Regions from separate parts of the Mus musculus genome. Here region 2 is linked to region 1. Evidence: chromatin loops called from intact Hi-C (ENCODE). Cell type or tissue: heart. All regions are shown on one strand.

Region 1 (8,000 bases):
TCAGTCCATTGGTTGGGTGTAAGTGTCTACATCTGCCTTGGTCAGCTGCTTGTTGGGCCTCAAAATCTAAATACTTTTTTAAGTCTATTTTTTATGAATATAAAGCTTCAGAAAAAATAAATAAAAGAAGAGTTAGATGTGTACCAATATCCTATTTAATTCCTGATCCAGGAGAGGGATTGTGATATTTATATATGTTCAAGAGGAATAGAGGTTTTTAATTTTATAATCTTCAAACATTTAATATTTGTGTATTCCAATTAAATTTTCTATTAAAGTAGTAAATGTTACATTGTATCTTTGTTTTTGATGCTATCTTCAATGTTCCTACATGGATTCTGAATTTCGCTGACACAATGGTAGGGACATTGAGTAACAGGAAATGGTCATTTACCAAATTAAAAAAAAATCCTTCTACGAAATAATTTTATATGGACACTTCTTGTTCTTTTGTTGACCTTCCCTCGCCCTTAAGAAATCATGGAAATTTTAAGCTAACATTACAAGAACTGAGGACAGAAACAAATTGAAGTTGGAAGTACTTCAGCTTGGCAAATTGACATGCTGTTTTTGTCTTTATGTCTTTCAACTTTAACACCCACAATTTATTAAGTGAGACTCCGTGCCAGAGCGGAAGCCGAGGATCCTGTTTGGACACCGTTGAGGAAGGAAGCCGGGACTTTATGGGGCACCCCCTTCCTCTCAGCCGCTGACCAGGAAAGCCATCTTTCCGTATGAAAGCTATTCAATCTGAGAGGTGGGGTGCTTTGGGAAGGAAGATGACCTCTCCCTTGTAAAGTGGAATTGCTGTTTCCCCACCGTGACTTACTCAACGCATTTCCACCAGTGTTTATAAGACCACTTGTGTGAATGATTGTGGTGACAGCAATAGTCATTTAAAATATGGCTCAGATTCCTGGCCTTCCAATTTCCCAAGTTATTTGAATTATTAAGCACTAGAGTCACAATAGAATGTTGGACAAGCTCAGGCTGTGCTGAGGCTCTTTTAGAGTAGAGTGTGTTTTCTAAATGCCACAAGTGCCATCAGCCTGTCCACCACTACTGCTCTGTACAAAAAGCATGGCTGCCCTCAATCTGAAGACAGAACAAGGATTTCTTTAGATAGCGCCCTTTCAAGGAAGCCAAGGGCTTTCTGAGCTGCCATAGGAAGGGTTTGCTTAGATATCAAACAGTCCGGGAATGGCAGGTCGCTAGCATAGTACATGGAAGTGCTGGGACATGCAGGACGGAGGTCAGAGTGACTTGGTACTGTCAAAGTTGTGTAGGTAATGTTGTGTCACTTGATTTATTTGGGACCTTGACCTTAACCTCAGCTAAGATTTGATTTAATTAATTTGAGTTGTTTCAGGGCCAGAGAATCACTGATAGCTATATAATAAAAATTAGTTGCTTTAGTCATTTCCTTATGATTCTTCAATCTTCTTTGGGAATAATTTTATACTTAAAGGAAAAGTGTGAAGAAAAGAGAGTTCTCTATTTTCTTCCCATGCTAGCATCTTACATTACTGTGTTGCATTTGCCAGCACTAGAATGTCACCAATAGTAGTATGTTATGAGTAAGTAAACTTGGGTCCTCATTTGGATTTTAGCTGGTCCTTCATTAATATAATTTTTTCTCTTCCAGGAACTAGTTCATGGTACTAAATATATTTAATTATCCTAGTCTTTTCTGATTCATAACAGTATTATACTCTGTCATTTTTCCCCATAACTTGACAATTTTTAGAATTATTGGCAACAAATTTTGGAGAAAGTTCATCATATTTGAATATGTGGAAAAGTTTGGTCACCAGAATGGGGAGGGGTCCTGTTATCATATCATAATCTGTACCACTAGGTTTCTTTCAACATACTACTTTAAGCTGATGGTTGTTACTTTATCTTCTTATCAATTATAATCTCATTCTAAATTAAAAGTTGATTAATCTTTTAGTTAGTGCCTGAGTAATATTTTCTTCACCTGTAACCATATGGTGGTAAAAAAAAATGAGATCACTATAAAAACTGGAAATAAATTACCAAGTCATGTCAGAAGATATAAAATGAGTTGTAAAATCCATTTTTGCAGAGGCAAAAAAAAAAAATTAAATACCTTTCCAACTTTGTCAAAGTTAGTTGTTTTGGTTTTGCTATTGAAAACACACAGATCATAGCACTAATATATACTTTGCTTTTTATTCCTCGCAGATTAGAGATGGACAACCAAACTGTTATGTGTTGAAGAATAAAGACTTAGAGCAAGCTTTTAAAGGGCTTATTTACTTAGAGTTGGACCTCATATATAATCCGGTAAGTGCCCTCCCGGTGTGCCTCCCAGCTTCTCAGTACCTGAAACACATGGTGCTCAGCCTGTTCAGACTCAGATCAGTGTCAAAGATTTCAGGATTGAAGCTTGAGAATGGGTGGGGTGACTGTGTTTAAAACTCAGTCGTAAAATCCATGCTGAATGTTCCAGTTTTCAAACAGTTGAGCCAGCAGGATTGATGAGGCTTAAATTCACAATAGTCGAAAAGTCAAGGGAATAATTAAAAATAAAGGAAAGTCTTTGCATATCTATAGGTTCATAAATACTTTGTATATCTAAATGTCATCTACAGATTACATAAAGAGATGATACATTATATAAAAATGTAATCCACTCTAGAAACATAAAATTTATGTCACATATAATCTACATATAATATATAGTATATCTGTTTATTCTATGATAGGCAAGCTCTGCAGTCTCTAAAACAATGTATGTCATAGCTTTCATCTCTCTCTCTCTCTCTCTCTTTCTCTCTCTCTCTCTCTCTCTATATATATATATACACACACACATACACACACACACACACACATATATATATTTAATTGTCACTAGTGCTGAAATTGGGGTCAAGTCATCAATATGAGTGTGTGTTCTTCCCAGTTTCTTCCTCTTCTGCTCAAATGGACCATCTGTCCAGTCTGCAGGAGAGGTGACCTCTCCCAATCTACTACTTTCCTCTGGGAAGCACTTGTGTATAGATTATATGGAGATTATGCTATTTAGCCAAGGCATAAGTGCTGTCTCAGGTGGAAAACATGTTTGTTCACGGACACAGTGGAAGTACATTTGTCTTTCATTTTTTGAAGGTTTCCCTTTCTCTGCTGGTTTGAACACGTCAGTAAATTCCCCTGGGGCTTAGTTTTCTCCTTGTAAAGGAGCTACCGTGGCCCATTTGTGTGCTCTCTCAGGTCACTGGAGGTAATGGGATTGTCTGTGGAAATGTTTTAATGGACTGAGAACTGCCCTTCCTCTTTGAGGTACAAATGTCTAAAGTTTAGTTCAAAAATGAGAGAGGACATTTTCATCATTTAGATTAGCATGAAAATGTAGGAAGCTCTGTGTTGGTCCTGGTTTAAATACTTCTGTGGATATAGCCAAGTGGTGACAAGACCATCCATGGTCTAGCTTGGCTTATCAGGGACTGTATGGCCCCGAGACTCAGGAAACTGCCCAAGAAAGACTGGACCTACCACTTTCTGGCTCATGGCCTTTACCTGTGAGTTATAAGGTACGATTTTCTGGGATCTTTTCTCAGATACTCAGAGAGAGAATGAAGTCTATGCATGCTGCCCTTGTAACAACCATGTTTTTCTAGGTCAAAGCAAGTATCAGGACCTTCACTCCAAGAGAAAAACGCTTTGTGGAAGACAGCCGCAAGCTGTCCAAAAAGGTAGGTGGCGCCCACCAACTGCCCTCTGAGTACCTTTATTAGCCAGCGTCCAAGTACTTCTTAGTCATTGCTGGCTTTTATTTTATTTTTCCTCTTCTCTCTCACTCCCTTCTCATCTGGACTACTCATCTTTGCACTTCTTTCTCTTGTCTTTTCTCTCAAAAATGGGCCAGGTCAATGAGGAGTGGCATATTCCATATTCTTGGGAGGAAGGAGGGGGTGTGAGCTCTGCAGTGCGCTGAGGAGTTCTTTAAAAGAGACACCCTCAATGCCTTTGTCCCTTTCACTGGTGGCATTTCTCTTTCTCCCCTTCACAGATGAGGACAAGTGCTTTCTGCTCGTTCACTGGATGAAGGGATTTCCCAGTGGTCTAAGGAAGCTCCTAGCCTCAGATTCCCCTAGGGCTGAGGTTACTCTCTGGGTTTAAATTTAGGGTGTGCTTGCATCTTACCCCATATGGAATTAGCTGTCTTTCTTTCTGCTCATTGTCTGGAATTCTTCTCTTATCAGTTTAACAAAAAGTAAAGATCCAGAACTAGGGGGAGGATCTTCACATTAAAACTGAGTGGGGTTGGGGTAGGGGTGAACTATAAACCAAAAAACCCCATGACCTCTGCATTTCTTTCTTCTGAGCCCCTCCCTGTCCTCTTTAGATACAGGCCAGGATTTCAGCCAGTACCCATTGTTCCTCTTCGGTTGTGTAACAAAGAACAAAGTGTCCCCCCTCTAAAAATGTTTATTACTTCCACAGCTTCCTCTGGGGTGAGCAGCTGTGCATGACACAAAGCAGTTAAATATAAAGCCATCTTCTCTTCCTCTTGTTTCCCATGAACTTCTGGGCACCTTGCTGGGGAAGGGACTTAGCAGGCTTTTGGAGGAAAGTATCAACATGTTTTGGTTTTGGTACCACAGTCATTTGAGTGCAATAGTCATTGTGTGTAATCCGAGTCTATGTCCTCATTTTTATTATTATTATTATTTTTGTCTTTTGCTCTGTTTACTTGAAAGTTAAAACCTAAGTGGAGGTAGGCAGGGTGACTGCTTTGCAAGCAAATCAAAATACTGTGCCTCCCAGTGGGAGAAAAGACATTTCCTTTACAAAACAATGTTACCACTGGGGTGGCTTTGGCTCTGAGAATAGAGGGGAGATCTGGGACTAAACTCCCTGGGTGTGTCAGGACCCTCCTCCAGTGCTGCACAACACTGGGTACCCTAGGTTACAAAGTTGAAATTTTTACTTTTGAAACAAATATTTAAAACCATCTATTGTAGGATAGATAGGCAGTTCTCTAAAGACAAGAATTCTAATAACCACCTGTAAGGTTAAAGACAATGCCAGTACTACTTTGGGAGAAAGGTTGAAAAGTGTGTTGAAGATGATAGAGCTGGGAAATGGGGAGGGGGAATCTGGATTCCACTTCTACAACTATACTTTTTGGACTAACATAGCGATGATGCTAGGCCTGTCCTACTGGTGGTCTTTCCATCTGCGTCCATACTAAATAATAACTTGGCACTCATTGCAATTCTGTCTCTGTTTTATTCTTTTTTTGCGCTCTCTCTCTCTCTCTCTCTCTCTCTCTCTCTCTCTCTCTCTCTCTCTCTGCCACACCATGTACACACACACATATGTATGTGCTCTCCCATGCATGTGCATGCACACAGTATTCACACATACCAAATGCTAGGTTGCTGCAGTTCTTGTTTGACAGTTGAATTCTGTATTGTACACTACTAAAGCAAGCTTCTTTTTTTCTTTTACAAAATGAGCCTTAACACAGGTTGGATATGCTTGTCTCCTATGGATGACAATAGGAATATATATATATATATGGTACTGTACATAATATAATTTGAACAACTACAGCAGCTGATCTTAGGGAATATCCAGAGCATGTAAATCTAACTGTCTGTTTTTCCATCTTTTTATAAAAACAGATATTATCAAGAGATGTAGACCGTGTAAAAAGACTCACTTTGGCAATATGGAACACAGTACAGTTCTTCAAAAGCTGCTTCCAATGGGAGTCTACATTAAGGAGTACAATAGCATTTGTGGTAAGATTTTTCTTTTTAATGTTCAAATTATTTTCTGTTTATTTACATACATTCATCTCTCTATAATGTAACATATGAGGTTAGCCTTTCAAAGACTGACTCTGAGTAAAGGTGACCCATAAGAATTCTTTTAAATTATTCAAAAGCTATCCATATAATATTTCTCGCTGAGCTTAAAAGAGCCAGTCTCTATATGTTTCTGTGGTGCTATTGAAGCATATTTATATAGTCTTTACCTGGCCATTAATATTTTTCAAAATGGCAGCTGGAAACAGTATGACTAAATTTCAACTGAGTGGTTCTACTTTAGTTTGTCAGCCAATCATTAAAAAATTCAATATTAAAAATATGTATACACATGAAGCTTTAGATACAATAGATCATGGCAAATTTAAATGGGGCTCAACACCATACTTGAGAAATACTTGTCAGAACATTGTTGCATTCTCATGAGCATAATAATATCATAGTGTCAAAGAGCTGCAAGAGATTGTTGAGTCTATCGCTGAGAGTCCATGAGTCCTTGAAGAACATCCTCATTTGCACCATAGCATTGCTTGGCTTCTCTGGCGTCTTTGCTCTCATTTGTAAAGGGACTGGTCCTTAAGCAGACTGATAATGTCTGCTATGGGGGAGATTAACATTCCAGATTCCTTTTATGTGTTTTGTATCTGGTATTAATGGTGAATTTCTATACAGTTTCTATACAGTTATATAAAAGATTGCAATATAGTTCTAGACTATATATATCATGATCCATGGCAAGTCAGATTTTCCTGTTTCATGTTGACAGTACATCCTCAATATTTTCTTTTGCATTGCATTTTCAACCTTAATTTACATGATGTGTATATTACATAAATATATATATATGAGATAATATAGCATAATAGTCACATATATAATATCTTATATAAATATATGTGTATTTATATATGAATACAAGATATTAGAGCTTCATTGTGATCTCAAAGTTATTTTCACATATTTTATAGAACCAATATGTCAACTCCATGAGAGACTTTTTCTTTGACAGTGGGTACCATTTTGATTGGATTATTTTCATTTTGCATCACTTCAGGACATCTATGTGTCTGTCATTGTCCTGACATTTTTTTAGCCATTTCGCTGTCTTACACCCGATTCAGCTGGTGGCTTCATATATCAGGCTCCTCTCCCACCTCCTCAGATCCACTTCCTACCCAGGTTCCCTTTCAAAACTTTCCATGGACTGTTGTGTACAGTTCTGGCCCTCAGAGGAAAGTGCACACAGTTGGTGTCTGCCTCCAGCCAGCACTCTGGCCAGCCATGTGAGGAGTAGAGGATCCCCCCCACTTTTTTTTTCAACTGAGTTCTGGCTCTGAGACTTTAGAAAAACAGATCTGTTGCCCTGGATTCAGTAAGGGGATGACAGAGATGATTAATGGGCTGCGGGGCTGATCTGAAGAAAGATTAAAACAAATGAAGGGAAACAGGTTGTCCGGTAAAGAGGACTTCTGGACAGGAAGGGAACCTTGACAGGGGGCCTCTCCTCCACTGCCTCTGCCTTGGCTGAGTCCTCTCTGCTGGGCACCACCTCAGAAAAGAACCTTCACCAAACTGTTAGAAAGAAACTGTGACAATGTGCCTGGGTAGCAAGGGCTCCCAGACAGACGGACAACAGTACCATCCTCTCCTAACTGATTTATTGTAGCCTAATATACAAGAATACCTGGGCTTATGAGACTGTGACAGGCTCTACTGTTTGCATGAAAGGCATATTTATGTCAATACATCACTGAAAAAAGATCAGGTTTAGCCACAAATACTGTAGAGTCAACTTGTACCCTTGTACTCGAACATCACAGATTCAACCATGCACAACTAAATATTCTTAAAAATTGCATCCACATGAAACAAGGACAAACATTTCTCTGTCTTTGCATCTCATATAAAACAGTATTGCAACTATGTATATTTGTTTTTCATTTTATTTTATGTCATAAGCAATTTAGAATGTATTTAAAGAACAGAATAATGTGTGCACACACACGCGCACACACACACCACAAACTTGCACATGTACGTGCATGTGCCAGTGTATATGTCTGTGTGTGTGTGTGTATTTGCTCTACTTCTTGTTAAAATTACATCATGAGAGAAAAATGACATCATGAGCAGCTAAGCTCTTTTTGACAGGGCATGTTTTATTTCTAGTGTAGTCTACAGGCTTGTTAGTTG
Region 2 (8,000 bases), 230 kb after region 1:
ATAATGTCAAAAGTTCAAAGGGTGGAGAGTTAAGAATTTTCACATGGGCAAATAAATGAGGTCTGCTGATTGGCTGGCCTTCACTCGGCTCTCCATGAAGTGTCTCCTTGGGACTAGGGTGATGTGTGGCTTTGATTCCCTGCTCTTGTTCTTCCATAACATGGTTTGGAATGTAGCCCAGTCCTAAGAGATTGGGGGTCACTCCGGCTTGATAGTGTAAGGTCAGAAAATGGAATGAAGCTCGGATATCTCAATTGAGATTTGAGTGTATATAAGTATAAATCAAAACCGAAAAATCCTTGAAGGGACACCTTGCAGCTGTCGCTACAAATGAAAGGTTTCAAAATAAGTAGATACAAGCATGTGGGGACGACTGCAGCTGATAATTCCCTGCTGGTCTTTCTAGAAGAATACCAGCGTGCAGATGAGCATTTAGAAGTCTAAGCAATAATGCTCAGTGAGTCTTTAATAAATCTTAAATTACTTCTTGAACAGTATTTTAGGTATTTAAAAAATCACCTTCATTACAGACCTTTCATGGTATTATAGAAATTTAGAAAATTTACTAGGAAGTCCAGTACATATCAGATTAACAGGACCATTTTTTTCTTGGAATATCATAATAATTTTACAGTTAGGTCATCCATTCAGAAAGAAACGAAGAAAGCTAGGGGATTTTTGTCTCCTTTTCCTCCTAAATGGCACTGTCTCATTTGGCTGTAGGATAGTCAGGATTTTATGTTTATTTAAACAGACATCTCTCTAGTTTATGGGCATATTCCAGGGAAGAACTGCATGTCGCTTCGAGTGTAGTTCTTATGGGCAAACACCTGATCCCCCTTAATAAAAGATAAAAGGGAAACAGTGCCCTTGCCGTACATTGAGACACCCCCCTTCCTGCCCTGCTGCCTGGCAGATCCAGCCTTATCAGTTGACCTTTCTTATCTGGCGCAGCATTGAATGTGCTGCACTCTGAACAGTGGTTGCAAGTGATGCCTCTAGTGCCACTTGAAAGCCTCTACTGCAGAACTTGTTTGCATTCAACAGTGTTTAGGATTATGGTTATAAGTCCCAGGGGTTTCAGAATACATGATAGTGTGTAGAACTGCTGTTCAGCTGAGCCAAAGTCACCTCTCCCTCAAGTAATGTTTCAAGGCAACATTTTCTAAGAACCTCATTTTAGGATCTCCTGCTATGCTCAACAAAGGTGGCTCCACTCATACGACATTATCTTTTGACAGGTCTCTTTAATGTATTTCTTGTCATTTGTGGTTTAGAAGAAGTCAATGTATCACATTTACACAATGAAGTTTGGGCACCTGCGTAGGGCCTCAGTGAATATTTTCCAAAAGGATTTTATGTCCAACACTGATCCTGAAGACTGTGAGCAGATTTTAGACTTAAGAGTGACCCGGGGTCACAGAAGTTTGAGATATGGTAAATTAAACTTAGTAAGTTATATTAAATGCAGAATCTCCCAGAACAGTTAATACCTGAGATTAGTTGCATGAGATTGCTGAACCAAACTCAAACTTGAGACTTTTCTAGATTTGTTTTATTTATTATTATTGTTGTTGTTATGATTATCATCATCGTCGTTGTCATCATCATCAGCTGCCGCAACAGTAGTTAGTAGTACTCATCTTTCTTGTGTTTTTGAGATAGTCTTTCATATTGTAGCATTGTCTGGGTTCAGGCATACAACATACAGCTTGCCTCAACCTCCAGCACGCTGGGACTATAGGCATGTGTCAACACGTGACTCTTTCTCCTACACTTAAAAAATTTCCTTCACTGTATTTAAGCAATGCTCTTTTTTGGGGGCCTATTTCCCTTTGCTTCATGTTCCAGGGGGTTTAGCAAATGCTGTGCTACATACTGTGGTTCTTGTCTTCCCTCTTAGAAGACGAAAACTGCCACGTCTCAAGATGGCTTATGTCAAGAGCAGGTGACATCGGAGTTTAAATTAGATTAACTGGCCTATAATTTTATTTAAGCCAAACTGAGAGGTTTTTTTTTAATTCCCATAAATGGACAAACTGTTATGTACTTGAAATGGAAAAGAGAAAGGAATCAAAGCGTTAAAACATGTGGACTAACCTCTTCAGCAGACACCCACATAGAGCTTCGCAAATCATTTAAAATGTGACAAGGAAAAAGAAAACCTGATCAAGTGACTGTCCAAATAATTATAGTTTATTCTTCAACTTTTCCTCATTGAAATCACGTTGTCACAGAGTAGTCATCTTGACACGACTAATTATTGCTATGCAAGAAGAGAGAAAGAGAGAGAGAAAAAAATCTTTAAATTGTAGTTTAACTAATTCTCGTCTTTGAAGAAATCACTGAAACAAGGGGTCTGTGAAGAATAAAAATCTCCCCTCTCTCTTCTTCGACTCTGGTTACTCAGGACTCTGCCATCCCCTCAGGAACCTCTCCTGTGACTCTTCATCTGTCACCTTGACCCCAAGTGTTAGCCATCTAATTCATCAAAGACAATGTGCCACACTTACAGAGAAAAAGCATATTGAGCTGGGTTAGTGTCAAAAGATGACAAGAACCAAACCTGGCCCTGCCATCCAGAGGTGAGTTCTTTACTGCACACTCACTCTCTTCTGTCTCAACCTCTTTGCCCGTGGCATGTTTCCATGAGATCAGATGACACCACGGATTCCTTGAAGCTAGAATGGCACGTGCTGCTCTGTCTATGAGCAGCATCCTCAGTCTTCCACAGGAAGCAAGGCAGTGACACCTCAATTGTTAGAGATAACTTCAGGGTAGTCAATGATTGGTTAACTATGGTCACATTTGCCCTTAATGGAAATGGTCCTGAATTGAAAGAGGGGGCAAGATTCAACTCCATCTCCGAGGAGTTATCTGAATATGTGTGCACTTGATACTGAGCTTTGACTAGGAACAAAGAGAAATTTCCATTCTGAACTCTGTCCCAGTTGATAGTGCCCAAACTAAACACAACTAGGAATCGTTCTCAGAATAACTAAGCGAATACTTTCCACATATCCATGGCTCCTGTGTACCAATGGCAGTGGTTGGACTGAGATCAGCTCTAGTTTGCAAATAGGAAAAGGAGATTCCACATTCTGCATGGTCCCATTGAAGACTTAGGCATTAAATCGCTCCTCGAATGGGAGCATTATAGACCAACCAAAGGCTTTTCTTTTTCTTTCTTTCTTTCTTTTTTTTTTAAAAAGAATATATATAGATTTCCACTTTTACATAATCTCAAATCAAGGAAAAAGCAAACAACCCATTGAAAATTAAGTTGCCTAAACTATTCCAACAAGCACGGTTTCAGGTGGCCTGTATAAGGATGCTTTTCTTCCCAAGAGAGTTATGAGACCCTTCCAGGGAACTTGTTCTAGGCGATAAGAATGAGGCCAGTGTTTGTTGACATTAAAAGGACATGGCATCCGCACCAGGCCAGAGAAGGGGCTGGTTGCACAAATTAAAGTCAAGCATATCACAGCCAGATTAGCAGAGCTGAGTTAGCTGTCTCCCATTTCTCTCCTTTTCTTTTTCCTTTTGCTTTTTTTTAACATCTCTAAATAAGTGTGTGTGTGTGCTTGTGTGTGTGTGTGAGAGAGAGAGAGAGAGAAAGAAAGAGATATTTGTTTTGTGTCATCATCCTTTCTCACCTTTTCCTGTTCCTATTTCTCTAATTACATGGGGATACCATTTACAATAAAATATGAGGAAAAAAATTAAATCAAGATGGCTACTTAATCTGCATCTGACTTGATCTGGCCACTAGGAATTTTGACCTAAATACACAGTGGAAATGGAAAGCTCCTGAAAAATGATAATGCATGCAAATTATGTTAGCAAAAATGATTCTGTTGTTATGAAAAATTAGACAAAACCAATATGCTGGAAGGTTTTCTTTCTTTCTTTTTTCTTCTTCTTTTTTTCTATCTTAAACAGATTTGAAACTCACTGGAGCCGCCTCTTCGTGTACTAGAGGGTTGCGCTCAATGGGTCAGTTCACCCATGAAGAGCTTTAATTGCTTGATATTTTAAAGGAATTTTCTATTTTATTAGTAGAGGGAGAAGGGCAAGAGCGAGGAGGGAGAGTCATTTGTGTGGGAGAACTGAAAGCTGTATGTGGGAAGCTTGAAAGTTTCAAATACAACATCCTTAATGAACAAAAATTTCATCCTCACAACAGGAAGCTGATTTTGAAATCTGTCATGGTCTCTGCCACCAGAACAGGGGGACAGTTTCATGAGACAGGAGGGTTGTGAGGTAAACTCAAATTAAAAAAAAAAAAAAGTTAAGTATTAATTTCAGCCAAGCCAAAGGACAAAGCTAACACAACATTTTAGTTGTTGTTTTAATTTTTCCCACGTCAATTTCCTCCAGGAACACAGAATGGGAGGCTCACAGGCTTGAACAAGGAAGAATTGCAATACAAGCTCAGTGCGGCTGCTGTGGCTTCCTGCTCTCCTTCCGCACCCCCACCCATGACTTCCTTTGTTCCTTAACCATGAGGCAGCTGTTTCCTCTGGAATCATATTCCCCAGCTGACAGGTCTCTGCATCCCAGAACCCCCTGTCCAGAAAGCGCATCAACTCAGCCTGCTTCTCCCCAACCCTTCTCCCTCCCCATAGTAGCCCTATCCCCAGCCCTGGGTTCATGCTGACTTTCACAAGGGAAGAAATCAGGAAAAAAAAAAAAAAAAAGAATAGTGGCCCAAGCATTTGAGATTTTCATCTGCAACTGGCAAAGCAAGTGTTGTAAAATATTCAGGATCTCAGGTCTCAGACTGGGAAAATGTTTCCAGAGCTGTCTTCTGTGAACCAAATGTTGCTCAGCATCCGTTTCCTAGCTGTCTTGTAAAATTAGTGCTTTGGAGCACACACATCAGTATAGGAACTATTGTTTGCCAGAAACTGGGACACAGCTCAAGGTAGGAGGTACACTGTGTTGTAAGTGGTAGTTCTTCCTGCAGGATCTTAGTTTTATTATGTATTTATACTAAAACTTTGGGGTAAATAAACAAGCAATAGAAGAAGTCTCGTGTATTATATATATTGAAAAGGGAAGCATTCTGAAAGCATAAATCCATACTTATATCACTGTGAAAGTTTGGAGCATTTATCATCTGTCATAATATGTTGGTAAAATGTGAAATAAGGAAGAGTAAGGTATGTGTATGTTGATTAATGCAAGGTAAGAAAATGAAGCAAGAAAGGTTCACGTTAGCTGGGGTTCTCCAGAGAAACTGGACTGATTGGAGTGTGCTAGATAGGTAGACATTTATGGGTGATAATGTTGGAAAGAATAGATAATGATAGGAAGGTGGAGGATGGCTATAGGTACATTATAGATTAGTTACAGAATTATTACAATGATGATAGAGGAAAGATACATAAATGACAGATTGATGATAGATATAGATGATAGATTGATAGATGGATGGATAGACAGATGGATGGATGATATGTGAAGTGATGTCTCTAAGATAAATGAGAAATGAATACATATGTATACATACACATAAATACAGAGGTAAAGATCTGTTACAGAATTGAGTCACATAAGAACACAAGGAGTCCCACTATCCTGTGTGTACAAGTTGGAGAACCAGGAAAGACTAGAGTATAATTCACTCAATCAAGAAGGATGATGGTGTAAGTTTGGTTTCGACTACAAAGGCTGGGAAATACAAAGTTACAAATATCCCTGGCATCTAACAGTCCCATTTTGAGCAAAGAGAGCTGTGTTCTTCTCCCACTTCTGTTTTGGGGGACCCTCAGAGTTAGATGATGCTCCACCATACTGTGCAGGATAACTAGTCTGTTTAGTAGTTCATATGTTGAGGTCTTCTGGAAACAGCCTCACAAGATTACCCAGAAACATTTCTGTAGCTGTCTGACAAATGCCTCCATGAAGAAACAATAGCAGAGATACTCTGTGAACTGGCAAGAAAGTGAAAGTGATGAGACACTGACTTAGTAAAAGACCCATGAGTGAAGGCACACGTTTTGGACTGAGGATGGATCTTGGAAACGACTGGGCAGCTGCTTCATCACCTGTAGGGAAGAGTGAGTTCTAGGGTAGTACGTGTGGAGCTCCAGATCCCACAGAGTCCTGAAGGAGAGCCACAGGCAGGGCTCGTTCTCTGGCTGGCCATTGGCACCACTGGGTTTCTGATGGTTTTCATTCTTCCCCTCTCTGTAGCCTAGGAAAGCAGTTTCATGTAGTAAGATGTTAGAAGTCTATACTTATACAGCAGAAGAATCCATGACTTCAGAACTCACCTTTGTCACTTATTAGCTAAACAACTTTAGGCCATTCATTAGAAAGTCCCTGAGCCTCAGATTTCTCACTGTTAAACAGGAAATGAATTGCATTGCCATAGACTAAGGTAAAGATTAATCATGTGCTCAAATTGTTGCATAAATGTTTGCTCTATAATAATCATTATAAAAGAGTACAATTGCTTTTTATTATGGTTGTTGATGTTGTTACTAAGGAGCAGGGTATATTTAAGTTATTTGAAGAACAACCTAGTTAGAATCAATATGTTCTCCATAAAATGCAAAGAAATTAAGTTGAAGAGTTAGAGATATCAACGTTGTAAGTCCATTGGATGACAGATGATTGTTTTTGTGTAGTAAGAAGAGGTTTTAGAGCCTTGGTGTTTGTTAAATTATGAAATTTTTCTTAAAATCCATGAACTAATATAATAATTTTGAATTCTTAATGTTTATATGAATTCAATACAATTTACAATTATCACATAGTCATAGAGAAATATTCATTAAGAGTAGGGGGTGCTAGAGAAAAAGGAGAGGGGTGGAATGGAGGTTCGTGCAGGGGAGACCTGGAAGGGGGATAACATTTGGAATTTAAGCAAGCAAAGTGATTAATAATAATAATAAAGAGTAGGAATGCTTCAGCCAAGTTACTTGACATAGGATTCTGCCACACTACAGGATTGAGCCAAGATATGTCATTCACCTAAACCTTGTTTTTCTTATTTGACAAATGAAGATAAGAGTTTTTTTTTTATTAGATATCTTCTTTATATACATTTCAAATTTCAAATGCTATCCCAAAAGTTCCCTATACACTCACCCTGCCCTGCTCCCCTACCTACCCACTCCCGCTTCTTGGCCCTGGCATTCCCCTGTACTGGGGCATATAAAGTTTGCAATACCAAGGGGCCTCTCTTCCCAGTGATGGCCAACTAGGCAATTTTCTGCTAAATATGCAGCTAGAAACATGAGCTCTGGTGGTACTGGTTAGTTCAAATTGTTATTCCACTTATAGTGTTGCAGACACCTTCAGCTCCTTGGGTACTTTCTCTAGCTGAGCCCTGTGTTCCATCTTATAGATGACTGTGAGCATCCACTTCTGTATTTGCCAGGCACTGGCATAGCCTCATACGAGACAGCTATACTAGGGTTTCTTCATCAAAATCTTGCTGGCATATGCAATAGTGTCTGAGTTTGGTGGCTGATTATGGGATGGATCCCCAGGTGGGGTAGTCTCTGGATAGTCTATCCTTTAGTCTTAGCTTCAAACTTTGTCTCTGTAACTCCTTTCATGGGTATTTTGTTCCCTGTTCTAAGGAGGAACAAAGTATCCACCCATTGGTCTTCCATCTTCTTGATTGTCTTGTGTTTTGCCAATTGTATCTTGGGTGTTCTATGCTTCTGGGCTAATATCCACTTACCAGTGAGTGCATATCTAATGACTTCTTTTGTGATTGGGTTACCTCACTTAGGATGATATCCTCCAGATACATCCATTTGCCCAAGAATTTCATTAATTCATTGTTTTTAATAGCTGAGTTGTACTCCATTGTGTAAATGTACCACATTTTCTGTATCCATTCTTCTGTTGAGGGACATCTGGGTTCTTTCCAGCTTCTGGCTATTATAAATAAGGCTGCTATGGACATAGTGAAGCATGTGTTCTTATTACCAGTTGGAACTTCCTCTGGGTATAAGCCCAGGAGAGGTATTGCTGGA

Evidence for each region. A loop is a pair of places that touch in the nucleus more often than their neighbours do. Peaks named below come from ENCODE experiments on the same cell type or tissue, not always from the same donor. Only the 100,000 strongest peaks of a DNase experiment are listed, where the experiment ranks them.
Region 2: a loop joins it to region 1, with 7 times the contacts of the local background. A loop is called at or near these places in 2 of 42 quality-filtered maps.

Annotation. Positions count from the first base shown.
Region 1 is chr7:72,158,920-72,166,919 of GRCm38, reverse strand. It overlaps Mctp2 (multiple C2 domains, transmembrane 2), which reads left to right. Exons shown (of 23, transcript NM_001024703.1): 15 at 2,209-2,310; 16 at 3,648-3,722; 17 at 5,661-5,780. Among named protein-coding and RNA genes, the nearest start is that of Gm36696, 52 kb to the right of the region's middle. In heart, no CTCF peak of the experiment used is centred here; DNase peaks (open chromatin) are centred at 669 and 4,429.
Region 2 is chr7:71,933,367-71,941,366 of GRCm38, reverse strand. It overlaps 4930441H08Rik (RIKEN cDNA 4930441H08 gene), which reads right to left. Exons shown (of 3, transcript NR_130995.1): 2 at 6,054-6,202; 3 at 2,176-2,266. Among named protein-coding and RNA genes, the nearest start is that of 1700011C11Rik, 24 kb to the left of the region's middle. In heart, no CTCF peak of the experiment used is centred here; a DNase peak (open chromatin) is centred at 4,506.